Linked DNA regions of Homo sapiens: region 2 is linked to region 1. The links are chromatin loops, found by intact Hi-C in ENCODE. Cell type or tissue: IMR-90. All regions are shown on one strand. Links, peaks and the distances in the headings refer to the core of each region. The heading gives the core; the rest is flanking DNA.

The links. A loop is a pair of places that touch in the nucleus more often than their neighbours do. Peaks named below come from ENCODE experiments on the same cell type or tissue, not always from the same donor. Only the 100,000 strongest peaks of a DNase experiment are listed, where the experiment ranks them.
Region 2: it touches region 1 in a loop (4-fold over the local background); 1 of 110 quality-filtered maps calls a loop at or near these places.

Annotation. Positions count from the first base shown.
Region 1 is chr10:113,942,681-113,947,074 of GRCh38, reverse strand. No RefSeq gene overlaps it. Among named protein-coding and RNA genes, the nearest start is that of NHLRC2, 90 kb to the right of the region's middle. In IMR-90, for the core only: no CTCF peak of the experiment used is centred there; a DNase peak (open chromatin) is centred at 1,844.
Region 2 is chr10:114,262,951-114,267,344 of GRCh38, reverse strand. The region is part of intron 5 of VWA2 (von Willebrand factor A domain containing 2); the gene reads right to left. Among named protein-coding and RNA genes, the nearest start is that of VWA2, 26 kb to the right of the region's middle. RefSeq lists a silencer at 2,188-2,388. In IMR-90, for the core only: no CTCF peak of the experiment used is centred there; no DNase peak of the experiment used is centred there.

The sequences.
Region 1 (4,394 bases), core at 236-4,235:
CAGTGCCTCCGTGTAGAAGTTGAGTCTTTTCTGTGACTTGCTGCTGAACTATCACAGTATATTTGTGGGTGTTGGGAGTAGGGGCTGAGAGGGAAGACTGTATATAGGAAGCCACAGTCAAGGCCATCACCCAAGCCAGTGTGTGGTGATGCTCACAGCTGCCAAAACATCACTGAATCCTAGATTTGCTGCTTCATCATTCCATGAATATTTCTTGTGTCCGTACTGTGTGCCAGACACTGTTCCAGCCCTTGGGGGATCCAGCAGGGAACACAATAGGCAGAAACCCCTGTGTTTGCCTTCCCCTATAGTTGGGGAAACAGACAAAAAAAAAGTAAATTACATAGCAGGTTAGAAGCTGACAAGCAGGAGAGGGGGATGAGACGTATGGGAAAGGGGATGGCTGCCATTTAAAATAGGGTGGCCAGGGAAAGTCTCATTGAGAAGGTGATATTTGAGCATAATCTTCCTAGATATAAAATGTTGAGGCAAATTCCTTAACCCTCTGACTTTTGTAAAATAACAATAGCAATACTACTACTAATAGGTAGGTCTATTTATTTTTTTATTTTTTATTTTTTTGAGATGGAGTTTCACTCTTATTGCCCAGGCTGGAATGCAATGGCACAATCTTGGTTCACTGCAACCTCTGCCTCCTGGGTTCAAGGGGTTCTTCTCTTTCAGCCTCCCAAGTAGCTGGGACTACAGGCATGCGCCACCACACCTGGCTAATTTTTTTGTATTTAGTAGAGATGGGGTTTCACCATGTTGGTCAGGCTGGTCACGAACTCCTGTCCTCAGGTAATCCACCCGCCTCAGCTTCCCAAAGTGCTGGAATTACAGGTATGAGCCACCACGCCCAGCGGTAGATCTATTTAGGGTGCTTATTCTGTACCCTCCTAAGTTCATTAATACATTAACTCATTTAATCCTCTTGTCCCATGAGACGGGTGCTTTTTATATTATTAACCCCATTTTACAGAGTAGAAAATGGAGGCAGAGAAAAGTGAAGTAAATTTGTCTGAGGCCACACAGTTAATAACCCAGGCAGGCAGGTTGACTCCAGAGCCCGCCCCTTTCCCTGGCACCCCTTAGAGGGGCAGTCCTGAACAGAAAGTCTCCTAGATCCCACCCAGTTTCAAAGAGGAAACGCATATCAGAACATCTACAGGACACATTTCCAGGCTGAGCTGAGCTCGTGATTTGAGGTTGATCTTGGTGCTGCCACGTTTCTCCAGTGTTGAGTGGCTAAATGCTATCCAAACATCCACTGTTTACAAGCATCACACTGGACACTGCAGAATATACAGAGAATATGGCTGCAGATGTCCTAAGAAATGGATCTTTGCTTTGGAGAGAAACCCATTAAAAAGGGAGGCAGAAAGAGACACTACCAAGAGGCTGCACAGCCGATTTCCAAGGTCAGAGGGGAGCAGGCCCTGGGTAGTGGATGTCTTGACAAAACATGCTCAAAGGCTTAAGTGGGGATCTTGCCTGAAGGTAGGATATGACTTTGAAGGGAGTCGAGGAGAAGGCGTTGCCCAGGTAGGACAGGGATGGCACAGGTACAGGGATGGCACAGGTACAGGGGTGGAGTGAGTGGGGACAGTGTAAGGCACATTAGAATGGTGAGCTTGTTCATCAAAACTAACCTATTCTGCAGTCTGTTTCCCAGAGGTGTTGAGATTAATAAGTAAGAAGCTGCTACCAGATCCTGATAACCTGTTCTGATAGGGGATTAATAGCTGAGTATAATAAAAACCAGCAGCAAATCTGAAAGGAATTTCCAGTTGGCTTTGGAATGCAGCTGAGTTGACTTCCTGATTACATTCCTTCCCTGGGCGCGTGTCACCTTGGGCAGGGTGGATAGCCACAGTAGACAGTAAGAAAAGTCCACTTATGTGGTAGCGAAGGAAGAGCCTGGAAGACTGAGGCGCGGGGTGGGTTCTGTCAGCCTCTGTTATTTACACTGAGTGTGCGGCCTTGGGCACAGTGGCTCTTTATCGCAGTTTCCCCATTCTGTAAATGGAGGATATATGCCCGTTCCCCAGTGGTTTTTGGATCAAGTGCACTAGCTCTGCCAGGCCTCCTAGGAGAATGTTATTGCTTCTGCGTGTCTGTCTCCCAGGTTCTGAGTGCTTCTTGTCTAAAAGCTCCCACATGAGAACTTCTCTGGAGGCTGGCCTTTGGGCTACTGGAGCTTCTTCTCCCACAAGCAAAGATCTGGAACATTCTGGGAATTCATGAGCCCATCCTGGCCCCAGTGGCCTGTAGCTAATGACAGTTCCCTTCCCCGCCGGGGGATAAACCGTAAGCTGTAATTTATACTCCTGGGTCCCCTTTAGGGTCTGCTGAGGCTGGGATTGCACCTGAACGCATACCTGTGCTGGGTCTCTTCCCACTTCCCTCTCCTGTTTCCCCCGTTCCCTTGCTGGTTTCTTGTGGGAGTACTTCCATTGTAAGTCACTGGCACATGAATCTTCTTCCTAGGCTGTTTCTGGGGAACCCAACCTAAAAGTATAGGAAAGCTTTTGAAAACTTGCAAGTAAAACATACACTTCTAAGGAACTACCATATGGAGCAATTGCAGGACTGACTGTACGAATATTACATCTCTGAATTACTAGGTTCAGGATGGAACAAGAGGTCAAAAGGTGCCCCAAAGCCAGTTGTTCCATGACATCCTCTGTGCACTCAGCCTCTGTGACCACCACACCCCAACTTTGTGTGTGCCTCCTGTCCCCACGTCAACTGGGAGCTGCGATTAATCTTCCGGGGCCTCTGGGGCCTCCACGGAGCTCCATCTGTTCAGCCTGCACCGCTTTCCACCCAGGGGTCGCCAGCTTATTCCCACTGCGCTCCCCATGTGACCTTTCTCAGGGCTCTAGGAGAGAGGGAGAATCCCAAGTACAGGACACCGGCCCACGCTGGATTCATCTGAGGGCTGTGTGAGGAAGACACTTGCTTTTGGAAATTGTCAAGGGGACAAATCATGAACCCAGATTTTTGATCAACAAAATTTAAATAGAAACAAAGGCTCTTCATTATACCACCAGATTTAGGACTTTTAAGAAGAAATACACACCTGCTTCAGCAACAGGCCCTCAAAATTCAGTCTTGTTTTGGTATCTGCTGTGGCTAATGAGTTTCCATATTTCCATGACACCCATGTGAGCCTGGGGACAGGATGAACCCACCAGCATGTTCAAATTTTCAGTGTTCATCTTCCTCATTTAGTGGGTACGTTTCAACTCTCTTTCAAAACTAGGTCACTTTAAAGACATTAGTAGATAATCAAACTTACATCATGAAACCCAGCATTGCTTTTCGTTTCTTTCTTTCCTTTTTTTTTTTTTTTTCGGAGTTTTGCTCTTGTTGCCCAAGCTGGAGTGCAGCAGCATGATCTTGGCTCACTGCAACCTCCGCCTCCTGGGTTAAAGTGCTTCTCCTGCCTCAGCCTCCCAAGTGGCTGGGATTATAGGCACCTGCCACCATGCCCGGCTAATTTTTGTACTTTTAGTAGAGATGGGGTTTTGCCACATTGGCCAAACTGGTCTTGAACTCCTGACCTCAAGTGATCCACCCGCCTCCGCCTTCCAAAGTGCTGGGATTACAGGCATGAGCCACCACGCCTGGCCCAGCCTTGCTTTTCTAATGGCCAAATCCTCACATCCTGTTCCATCGATTCTCATGCCTGTGTTTGCATGTGTGTGTATGCACAGTACTCCTGTGAATCACGTGTGCCCAGCCTGGCCCCTTCATTTCCGTAAGACAGGGTACCCTTACTCTGAAACTGGGCCCACCCAAAGGCTGTGGGGTGATGGGAGGTGGGGAAGAGGGTTGGTGGGTGTGATGGTTCATACTGAGTGTCAGCTTGATTGGATTGAAGGATACAAAGTATTGATCCTGGGTGTGTCTGTGAGGGTATTGCCAAAGGAGATTAACATTTGAGTCAGTTGGCTGGGAAAGGCAGACCCACCCTTAATCTGGGTGGGCTCAAGCTAATCAGCTGCCAGTGCAGCTAGAATACAAGCAGGCAGAAAAATGTGAAAAGAGAGACTGGCCTGGCCTCCCAGCCTACATCATTCTCCCATGCTGGATGCTTCCTGCCCTCGAACACTGGACTCCAAGTTCTTCAGTTTTGGAATTCGGACTGGCTCTCTTTGCTCCTCAGCCTGCAGGCAGCCTATTGTGGGACCTTGTGATCATGTGAGTTAATACTTAATAAACTCCCATATATATATATATATAATATGGGAGTTTTATATATATATAATATATATTATTTATACTATATATTATATATTATATAATATATATTATATATTATTTATACAATATATAATATATATTATATAATATATAATATCTATTATTTATACTATATATAATAT
Region 2 (4,394 bases), core at 168-4,167, 320 kb before region 1:
AGGAGTTCAAGACCAGCCTGGCCAAGATGGTGAAACCCCATCTCTACTAAAAATACAAAAATTAGCCGGGCATGGTGGCGGGTGCCTGTAATCCCAGCTACTCGGGAGAGTCTGAGGCAGGAGAATCACTTGAACCTGGGAGGCGGAGGTTGCAGTGAGCTGAGATTGCACCACTGCACTCCAGCCTGGGTGACAAGAGTGAAACTCCGTCTCAAAATGAAAAAGAAAGAAAAGAAAACCCACTGTAGGTACAGGGATGTTGATTACAGCTTTTTTTTCCAGCAATAGACAAAAATTCTGGAATCAAATGTTACCTTTTAGGAGAATAATTAAATATATTGTGATACCTGAACTTGGATTATTAAATAATCATTAAAAACAATCAACATGAAAAATAATACAGCTTTATGTAAAAGCACATACCAAATAATATTAAGGGGGAAAAAAAAGGACAAAATGCTTTGTAATTCTAACCCAAAAGCCATATTTAAACGTTAATGTGGTTTGAAAGGGGCCGGGGAAGGCTATCAACCGTTTTCTGCCAAGGTAAAGTGGAGACAAAGCTATGGAGGGAGTCCAAAAAATTCAGTCACAGTAAACACAGGGTTGTGTTACTATGAGATTAATGAAATGAGCAAGCCCGGGCAGCCAGCAGGCCAGGAGCTCTGTGCATTCAGGAACCAATCACCAGCCAGGTCTTATCTTGATTTTATGTCATCGTGGGGTGCAATGTTGGAAGGTTTGACTGCAATGTTTTTTAAACTTCTTGCAAGGTAGCAATAAGGTGGTTGTCAGAGTGGTTTCTTCACTACCTCAAAACATACTTTTGGGGGACTGCCTCGGTCTGGAAAGGCAAGTGTCCTGGGTTTGAGTTGAGCTGTCCTAATCAGTCAAGCATCTAACATTTCACTGTCACTCGAGGGGATGGATACCCCATTCTCCCTGACATGATGATTACTCATTGCATGCTTGTATCAAAACATCTCACATACCCCATACATATATATACCTACTACGTACCTACAAAGTTTAATTTTTTTTTTTCTTTGAGACGGAGTCTTGCTCTGTCACCCAGGCTGGAGTGCAGTGGCGCGATCTCGGCTCACTGCAAGCTCTGCCTCCTGGGTTCATGCCATTCTCCTGCCTCAGCCTCCCGAGTAGCTGGGACTACAGGCGCCCGCCACCACGCCCGGCTAATTTTTTGTATTTTTAGTAGAGATGGGGTTTCACCGTTTTAGCCAGGATGGTCTCGATATCCCGACCTCGTGATCTGCCCACCTCGGCCTCCCAAAGTGCTGGGATTACAGACGTGAGCCACCGCGCCCGGCCAAAAGTTGAAAATTTAAAAAGAAAACTTCACTGTAGAAAAAGAACAAAGTGCTCCGGGGAGGTCATCACTCCCATTTGGCCCATGTTCCTCCATTCTGATTCATAACAGCCTGTCTTCATTTTTAGTGTCCTCAGTGACCCCACAACTGGGGCCAAAAATCAGTGCCTCCTTTCCTTGTTTGTTGTCACTTACAGTTGTCCTAGGAAACATAAGTGCTAATCATACACAGCCCCAGAAGAGCAGACCTTGTTCAGACACATAAGAAGTCTTCATTCTCCACCCTCAATGTCCTCAATCTTAGTGTGTCTCTCCATTTCATATGTCATAAATAATGCTCTCAAGCCCTTAGTTATGACCTCAACACAGCTGAAAAGCAGCTCAACTAATCATCTAGGGGGTGTGGGAGAGGGAGCGTGGTGAGAGGTGGGAAAGGACAGCTGGGTGGGGCCTATTGGATTGGCAGTGTAACCCACTGATCCTGGCCAGGGCCCCTGTTTCTTCTTAGCCTCAATATCCTCCTCTGTAAAATAAGGGAGGGAAAACATACCAGATGATCTCTAATGCTCCTTGCTCCTTTTTGTACCAATTCTTTGAGATTTGATTAGTTTTTCAGACAAGAGCAGAGGTGAATTCTTTGAGTCAAAGTCACTCAAATGGTCTTTGACTTTTAGCCCTAAACTTAAACCAACAGCCTTTTCCTCCGAAAATGCATACTGCATATAATGGGTAAATTTTTTTTTTAAACTACCTTATTGATAACTTACATAACATAAAATTCACACTTTTAAAGTGTACAATTCAGTGATATTTAGTATATTCACAAAGCTGTGCAACCATCACCACTATCTAAGTCCAAAATCTATTCTTTACCCCAAAAAGAAGCCCTGTACCATTAGCAGCCATTCCTCATTCCCGTCAGCCCCTGGCAATGACTAATCCACTTTTTATCTTCATGTATTTGCCTATTCTAGACACTTCACAAAAAGTAGAATCATGGCCAGGCATGGTGACTCATGCCTCTAATCCCAGCACTTTGGGAGGCCAAGGCAGGTGGATCACCTGAGGTCAGGAGTTCGAGACCAGCCTAGCCAACATGGCAAAACCCCGTCTCTACTAAAAATACAAAAATTAGCCAGGCATGGTGACGAGCGCCTATAGTCCTAGCTACTCGGGAGGCTGAGGCAGGAGAATCGCTTGAACCCGGGAGGTGGAGGTGACAGTGAGCCAAGATCGTGCCATTGCACTCCAGCCAGGGCGACAGAATGAGACTCCATCTCAAAAAAAGAAAAAAAAGTTGGCCGAGCACAGTGGCTCACGCCTGTAATTCCAGCACTTTGGGAGGCCAAGGCAGGCAGATCACGAGGTCAGGAGATAGTGACCATCCTGGCTAAAACGGTGAAACCCCATCTCTACTAAAAATACAAAAAAAATTAGCCGGGCGTGGTGGCGGGCACCCACAGTCCCAGCTACTTGGGAGGCTGAGGCAGGAGAATGGTGTGAACCTAGGAGGTGGAGCTTGCATTGAGCCGAGATAGCACCACCGCACTCCAGCCTGGGCAACAGAGCAAGACTCCATCTCAAAAAAAAAAAAGAAAACGTGGAATCATATAGTATATGACCTGCTATGCCTGGCTTCTTTCACTTAGCCTAATGTTTTCAAGATTCCTCCATGCTGTACCATGAATCAGTATTTTGTTCATTCTTACAGTTGAATAGTATTCCATTGTTTGGATATACAACATTTTGTTTATACATGCATTAGTTGGATATTTTGTGTTGTTTCTGTTTTGGAGCTGCTATAAACAGCACTGGTATGAACATTAGCATACAACTATTTTCGTGTGCACGTGTTTTTAACTCTCCTGAAGTGGAATTGCTGGGTCATATGCTAAATCTATGTTTAACATTTTGAGGAACTGCCAAACCTTTTTCCAATGTGGCAGGCACCACTTACAAATCCCACAAGCAATGGATGAGGGCTGTACTTTATCCACAGCTTTACCAACACTTGTTTTTGTCAGTCTCTGAGCCATCGTAGTGGCTATGACATGGTAGCTCACTAAGGTTCTGATCTGCATTTCCTTAATAGTTAATGATGTTGACAATCTTTTTGTGTACTTATTGGCCATTTGTCTATCTTCTTTGGAACAATGTCTACTTACAAGGTTTCTTTGTGAGGTGATAAAAATGTTCAAAAATTAGAATAGGGTAAAAGTTGCTTAACTCTGTAAATATATTCAAAACTATTGAATTGTACACATTAAATGTGTTAACTTTATGGCATATAAAATATATCTCCATAAAGCTGTTTTTAAAAAGTTAGCGTGTGTAACAGTCACAGGGGAGGGTGGGGAGACGCCTTTTAAAAGTGCAGATTCGGCCAGGCACGGTGGCTCACACCTGTAATCCCAGCACTCTGGGAAGCCAAGGCGGGCAGATCACAAGGTCAGGAGATCAAGACCATCCTGGCTAACACAGTGAAACCCCATCTCGACTAAAAAATACAAAAAATTAGCCAGGCGTGGTGGCGGGCTCCTGTAGTCCCAGCTACTCGGGAGGCTGAGGCAGGAGGATGGTGTGAACCCAGGAGGCAGAGCTTGCAGTGAGCAGAGATCGTGCCACTGCACTCCAGCCTGGGCAACAGAGTGAGACTTCGTCTCACAAAAAAAAAAAAAAAAAAAAAAAATGGGGGAGATTCCTGGCTGGGCACAGTGGCTCACACCTGTAATCCCAGCACCTTGGGAGGGCAAGACAGGTGGATTGCTTGAGCTCAGCAGTTCAAGACCAGCCTGGGCAACATGGGGAAACCCCATCTCTACAAAAATAGAAAAATTAGCCCAGTGTGGTGGCACATGCCTGCAGTCCCAGCTACTTGGGAGGCTGAGGTGGGAGGATGGCTTGAGCCTGGGAGGTGGAGGTTGCAGTGAGCCAATATAGCACCACTGCACTCCAGCCTAGGCAACACAGTGAGACTGTGCTTCAAAAACAAAGCGCATATTCCTAAATATACCAAGAGCAGACAGTGATTCCACAAATCTGGGAGGAAGCCCCTGCACTGTGTGTC